Regions from separate parts of the Homo sapiens genome. Here region 1 is linked to region 2. A link is an interaction called in ENCODE POLR2A ChIA-PET data of the cell type or tissue named here. Cell type or tissue: A673. All regions are shown on one strand. Each heading gives the region's core, and the rest is flanking DNA. Links, peaks and the distances in the headings are about the cores only. Region 1 has its middle 51 kb from the start of MIR670. Region 2 has its middle 11 kb from the start of API5.

Region 1 (2,912 bases), core at 243-2,742, 210 kb before region 2:
TGAAAGTTTTACATTTTGATGAAGTCTGATTGTGTCTATTTTTTTTTTTTTTTTGCTGTCTATACCTCAATTCTTCTTAATAAACCTCCATCCCATTATCATTACCACCTTAGTTTACAACCTTAGTCCAGGCTCTTGTCTCCACATCTCCAAGCTCAACCTTTTAAAAACAAACATTAATTAGCCACTCTCAAAGACAAATGTAATCATTTCACATCTTCATTTATTTATTTAGCTACATTTATGGAGTACCAGGCACTCTACTAGGTGAGGAAGATGGGATTGTAAATAAGACAGGCCCCAGCCCTCAGGAAGTTTCTGTTCTAGTGAGGCAGACAGCCAACTAGCAGATAAATGCAGCCAAGAAAATGGTTTTGAAGTATTTCTGACGGGCCAGGTGCAGTGGCTCACACCTGTAATCCCTACACTTTGGGAGGTTGAGGTGGGCAGATCACCTGAGGTCAGGAGTTTGAGACCAGCCTGGCCAACGTGGTGAAACCCCATCTCTACTAAAAATACAAAAATTTGCCAGGCACAGTGGCATGTGCCTGTAATCCCAGCTACTCGGGAAGCTGAGGCTGGAGAATCACTTGAACCCAGGAGGCGGAGGTTGCAGTGAGTCGAGATCTTGCCACTGCACGCCAGCCTGGGCGACAGTGAGACTTCGTCTCAAAAAAAAAAAAAAAATTTCTGATGTGTCTTCCTTCTCAATAATTTGCCTCTCCACACCCTCTTTCCTTCTGCAGTATTCCACCATTAAGGCTGAACCATGAAGATGACATTGCAGGGAAGGAGACACACTACCCAGAACCAAGAAGTTCATTGTGAAAGGAAGATGTGCTATTTGGGGGATCCTTCCAGACAGGAGGAGGAAATAGAAAGCACTTCAGGGAGAAGGAAGAGGCCAGGAGTCTGGACAAAGGCCTCTTTGCCAAAGGTGGTGGCAAAGTGCACCATTGGCAGCAGCAGCAGCAGCAGCAGTGATCTTCCTGGGGCAGCCAGACCCACCTTGCTGCAGATGAGGCTAGCGAAGACTGAAGGGTGGCATTGAGAAACTCCCCTCTGGCCCCTTCTCTCTCTCCAATTCCGCTCCTGATCACTCAAATGTGTGTGCTTTACCCTTGGATCCAGATGCCAGTTGAAAAGAAAGACAGGAACAGGAGAATGGGGAAGAAAATCCTGAAGAACTTGACTATTTTTCTTAAAGCAACCACAGTCTGAACTGAACAGTGAATGAGATAATATTTAACCTGAGCTGAAAAGACCCCTATTAAATTGAACCCAGTATCCTGGCCTGGGAGAGAGTCAGAAAAGGGCCTGGAGAACAAAGTTGAATTCAGTTACAGTTCAGTTATGGGAACTGAAACGTAATGACTTTTTACCTTTGCCACAGAAACAATTAAGATCATTATCACTGGAGGCTAGTGCTATCTATTGCAAGGAGATGGATGGGCTGCTGTGACAGGCAGGACTGAGGAAGCCTATTTCAAGTCACATCACGGCCAAGGAGGGCGCCTTGGAGGAGGTGACCCTTGGCTGAGCCTCAAAGGATAAGAAGTAACCCAGAGGAGAGCCAAGGTGAGAGAGTTCCAGGAAGGGGAATTGTGGACCTAACAGCAGGGGTTGGGAGATTGCACCACATGTGTGAGAAACAGGAAATGACAGTGCCAATAAGAAGCAATGATTCAGGGAGGGCATTAGAACCTTTAGAATCTTCCAACATGATTACAACCCTCCACTGCTTAGAACATTTTTAAATGATTCCTCATATGTTCTAAAATAAAGTTCATATTCATCAGCTCCAAGCCCAGGGCCCTTCTATCCTGGCTTCTTGGGGCTCACTTGCACCACTGGGCCTCTTTCCCCATCCATCAGTTCTCCCCAACAGACCCCTGCAGACACCTTGTTCTTCCCACCACTCTGCCTTTCCTTCACCTGGGACGCTGGGCTCCCACTTCCTGACCTGCCTAATCCCCTCCCCTTCCTGTGTTTAAAGACCCAGCTCCTGCCATTTCCTCCAAGAAGTTTCTCTGACCTTCTCAGGTTGAGGGGACCACCCCCTCCTTTGTGCCCCCACCGTTCTTCCTGGGTACAGCCACCATTCCCTCTGCTGTGACTGTTTGCCTATTTTTCTCCCCATGTGACTGCATGCTCCTTGGGGGTAGGGACTGAATCTTATTCATTTTGGCACACTCCGTGTTTTTCTGGTAGGTGGTTGTATATACACTGACATCTCCAAAACCTTTTCTGCCTCCCAGTTCTCTCTTTTGAGCTTTAGACCCATACATCTTCCTGCCCTCCAGATACATTCGTGCAACTGGCCTACAGCAGTGGTTCTGGGGCACAGGTGTGCATCGCAATCACCTGGAGGCCATTCATGCTGCTGCTTCAAGAGACAGTTGTGTGCACCTCTTCCCAACTCCCCGTTTACTGATGCACGTTTAGTGATGTCAGATTGGTAGCTTGAAATCAGCCATGGTGAGATTTGCACCCCAGGAACTGGAAAACACCACCCATCAGGGCTTCTCCCTGTCCCTGGAGGGCCAGTTGCTAAGCATTTGGCAGGACGCCTCTAGCTGGAGGGCTAGACAGTTTATTAAAACCCAGATTGCTGGGCCCACCCACAGATCTCCTGATTAGTCAGGGCCTGAGAATGTGCATTTCTAACCAGTTCCCAGTGATGCTGATGCTGTTGGTCTGGGGACCACAGTTTGAGAACCGTTGGCCTACAGGCACCTCAAAACCATGTTCAGACTTAAAGCCATCATCTTTCCCTCAAACCCACTCCTCCTCCTCCTGTGTTTTATGTTGCAGGGAATGGCAGCACCATCTACCCTGCTTCTGAAGTCAGAAACCTGGGAATCCGTTTGAAGCCTTTGCCTCTTTCAGCCTCTGTGGCTCAGTGATCATCA
Region 2 (2,912 bases), core at 250-2,749:
CTTGGCTCACTGCAACCTCCACCTCCCATGATCAAGCGATTCTCCTACCTCAGCCTCCTGAGTAGCTGGGATTACAGGCACATGTCACCATGCCCAGCTAATTTTTGTATTTTTAGTAGAGATGGGGGTTTCTCCATGTTGGCCATGCCGGTCTCGAACTCCTGACCTCAGGTGATATGCCCACCTTGGCCTCCCAAAGTTCTGGGATTATAGGTATGAGCCACTGTGCCTGGCCTCTGTCAGTAGTTTGTATGCCTTATATTTTGGCTCCATCTTTTGCCTACATTCTGAGAGCTTTTATTTTAAATTTCCGTCTTCCAAGGAGGTCTTTTTAATTCTAACAGAAAAGAGATCATGGCTCTCTGGAAGAAACCAAGAAAGATTTCCAAATTAAGGTCTACCTAGGTCTTAAACCAACTAATGATGATAATCATAGCAGATATACATTAAGTGTTAACTGTGTGCATAATAGCATGTGTGTTACAGTAATAGCTGAACCCTGTGGAATAACTGCTATCTGTCAGGCTTTGTGCTAAGTGCTTTCGATGTTTCAGCTCAAATGATGTTCACAATAACTTAATGTAAGGTTATGTAACTTTATGCGACCCTGTCACCAGGGCCACACAGCTGGTGAGAAGTTCTTGGGTTCATATCCAGGTAGTCTGGCTCTGATGGCTGCACCTCTATCTACTAAACTGCCTGTTATTTAAATATGTTTATTTCTAAGTCAGGTGTGGAGTCTCCCAGTTCCTTATCAAGACACTTCCAACCTCTAATCCAATTTGGGTCTGGCCACGGGAGCTTCACATAATTATGAATAGTATCTACTTCTAGGGTTGTTGTGGGGATTAAATGAAATAATACAGGCTAGTGCTTAGGACAGTGCCTGCCCCATTGTAAGTGCTCAGTGTTCGCTTCCTTCCCTTGTACCATTTTAGGTCTTATTAATTTATATTTCAAGAATGAATGTTCTTTGGTCGCTGTCAGTTACTCTTTGGAGATAAATTTGTTCCCTCTGATTGCATCTCAAATATGGGAAACCAGGGTGTATTAGTTTTCTGTGGCTGCGACAACAAATGATCATACATGTGGTCTCTTTAAACCATTTCATGTTCTCGCAATGCTCTCACAGTTCTTGGGGCCAGAAGTCTGAAATTCAGGTGTTGCTGGCAAGACCACGTTGCTTCCAGAGGCTCTGGGGGAGATTCTGTTTCTTTCCTCTTCCAGCTTCTGGTGGCTGTCAGCATTCCTGGGCTTGTGGTAGCATCACTGTAATCTCTGCATCTGTCTTTACATGGCCTTCTCCTGTGTCTGCTGATTGAGGGCCCCCTCTGTCACAACACCTGGGAACCTAACCTGGGTTCCTAAGCACTAACTAAGAGTAGGGTAAACAACTCACTGGAAAAGTTGAATTGTTTGTCTGAAAACAAGCTGTAAACAGACCACCTACTGAAGAGCAGCTCACCTCCTGCTGGCCTGCTGCCCATTGCAGTGCAGGAGCGCCAGATGTTGCCATTACTGTCCTAGCTACAGAAGAACAGGGGCGAGACAGACAGAGACAAAGAGAGAGAGAGTGAGAGTGAGAGACCACTAGCAGTTAAGAGCACTGGATTAGAAGGGTGACAGAGGGGACCAAAGAAATACTATCCCTGGGACTTTAAGCAAGTTAATAAACTACTCCAAACCTCAGTGTTCCCATTTTAAAATGGAAATAATAATAGTGCCACATCATGGGACTGTTGTGAGGTTAAAATGAGAGCTCCTTGTGCAGAGCCTGTCACATAGTGACTGCCTAATAGTAATGATAGTAAGTACCATGTTTTGAATGTTTTTCTGATGTGCCCCCTGGGTATCCCCACTTTTTTTTTTTTTTTTTTTTTTTTGAGATGGAGTCTAGCTCTGTCACCCAGGCTGGAGTGCAGTGTCGCGATCTTGGCTCACTGCAAGCTCCGCCTCCCGGGTTCACGCCATTCTCCTGCCTCAGCCTCTCCGAGTAGCTGGGACTACAGGCGCCTGCCACCAAGCCCAGCTAATTTTTTGTATTTTTTAGTAAAGACGGGGTTTCACCGTGGTCTCGATCTCCTGACCTCGTGATCTGCCCGCCTTGGCCTCCCAAAGTGCTGGGATTACAAGTGTGAGCCACCGCTCCCAGCCGGGTATCCCTACTTTACAGATGAAATGGGTAAGGCTAAGTAAGACCAAGAAAGACGACCAGGTGTGGTGGCTCATGCCTGTAGTCTCGACACATTGGAAGGCCAAGGAGGGCAAATTGTTGGAGCCCAGGAGTTTGAGACCAGCCTGGGTAACGTTGTGAAACCCCAGTAAGCACCTGTAGTCCCAGCTACTCTGGAGGCTGAGGTGAGAGAATCACCTGAGCTGGGAAGGTTGAGGCTGCAGTGAGCCATGATCACGCCACTGCACTCCAGCCTGGGTGACAGGAGTAAGACCCTGCCCCCTGCCTCAAAAAAGGAAAAAAAAAATCAAGAGAAGAGAGATTATTAGTGGCAGAAATAATAATTATTATTATTTGAGATGGAGTTTCGCTCTGTTGCCCAGGTAGGAGTGCAGTGGCACGATCTTGGCTCACTGAAACCTCCACCTCCTGGGTTCAAGCAATTCTCCTGCCCCAGCCTCCCGAGTAGCTGGGACTACAGACACGCACCACCATGCCCAGCTAATTTTTGTATTTTTAGTAGAGGTAGGGTTTCACTCTGTTGGGCAGGCTGGTCTCGAACTCTTGGCCTCAAGTGATCCACCTGCCTTGGCCTCTTGAAGTGCTGGGATTACAGGCATGAATGATTGTGACCTGCCAAATTATATTATTTTAAATTTTTAAGTTTTGTGGGTACATAGTAGGTGTGTGTATTTATGGGGTACATGAGATGTTCTGATACAGGCATGTGATGCATAAT

The links. Peaks named below come from ENCODE experiments on the same cell type or tissue, not always from the same donor. Only the 100,000 strongest peaks of a DNase experiment are listed, where the experiment ranks them.
Region 1: POLR2A ChIA-PET joins it to region 2 with 11 read pairs; 3 of 35 experiments call an interaction of 5 or more read pairs at or near these places.

The regions. Positions count from the first base shown.
Region 1 is chr11:43,507,361-43,510,272 of GRCh38, reverse strand. No RefSeq gene overlaps it. Among named protein-coding and RNA genes, the nearest start is that of MIR670, 51 kb to the left of the region's middle. In A673, for the core only: no CTCF peak of the experiment used is centred there; a DNase peak (open chromatin) is centred at 1,642.
Region 2 is chr11:43,299,501-43,302,412 of GRCh38, reverse strand. No RefSeq gene overlaps it. Among named protein-coding and RNA genes, the nearest start is that of API5, 11 kb to the left of the region's middle. In A673, for the core only: no CTCF peak of the experiment used is centred there; no DNase peak of the experiment used is centred there.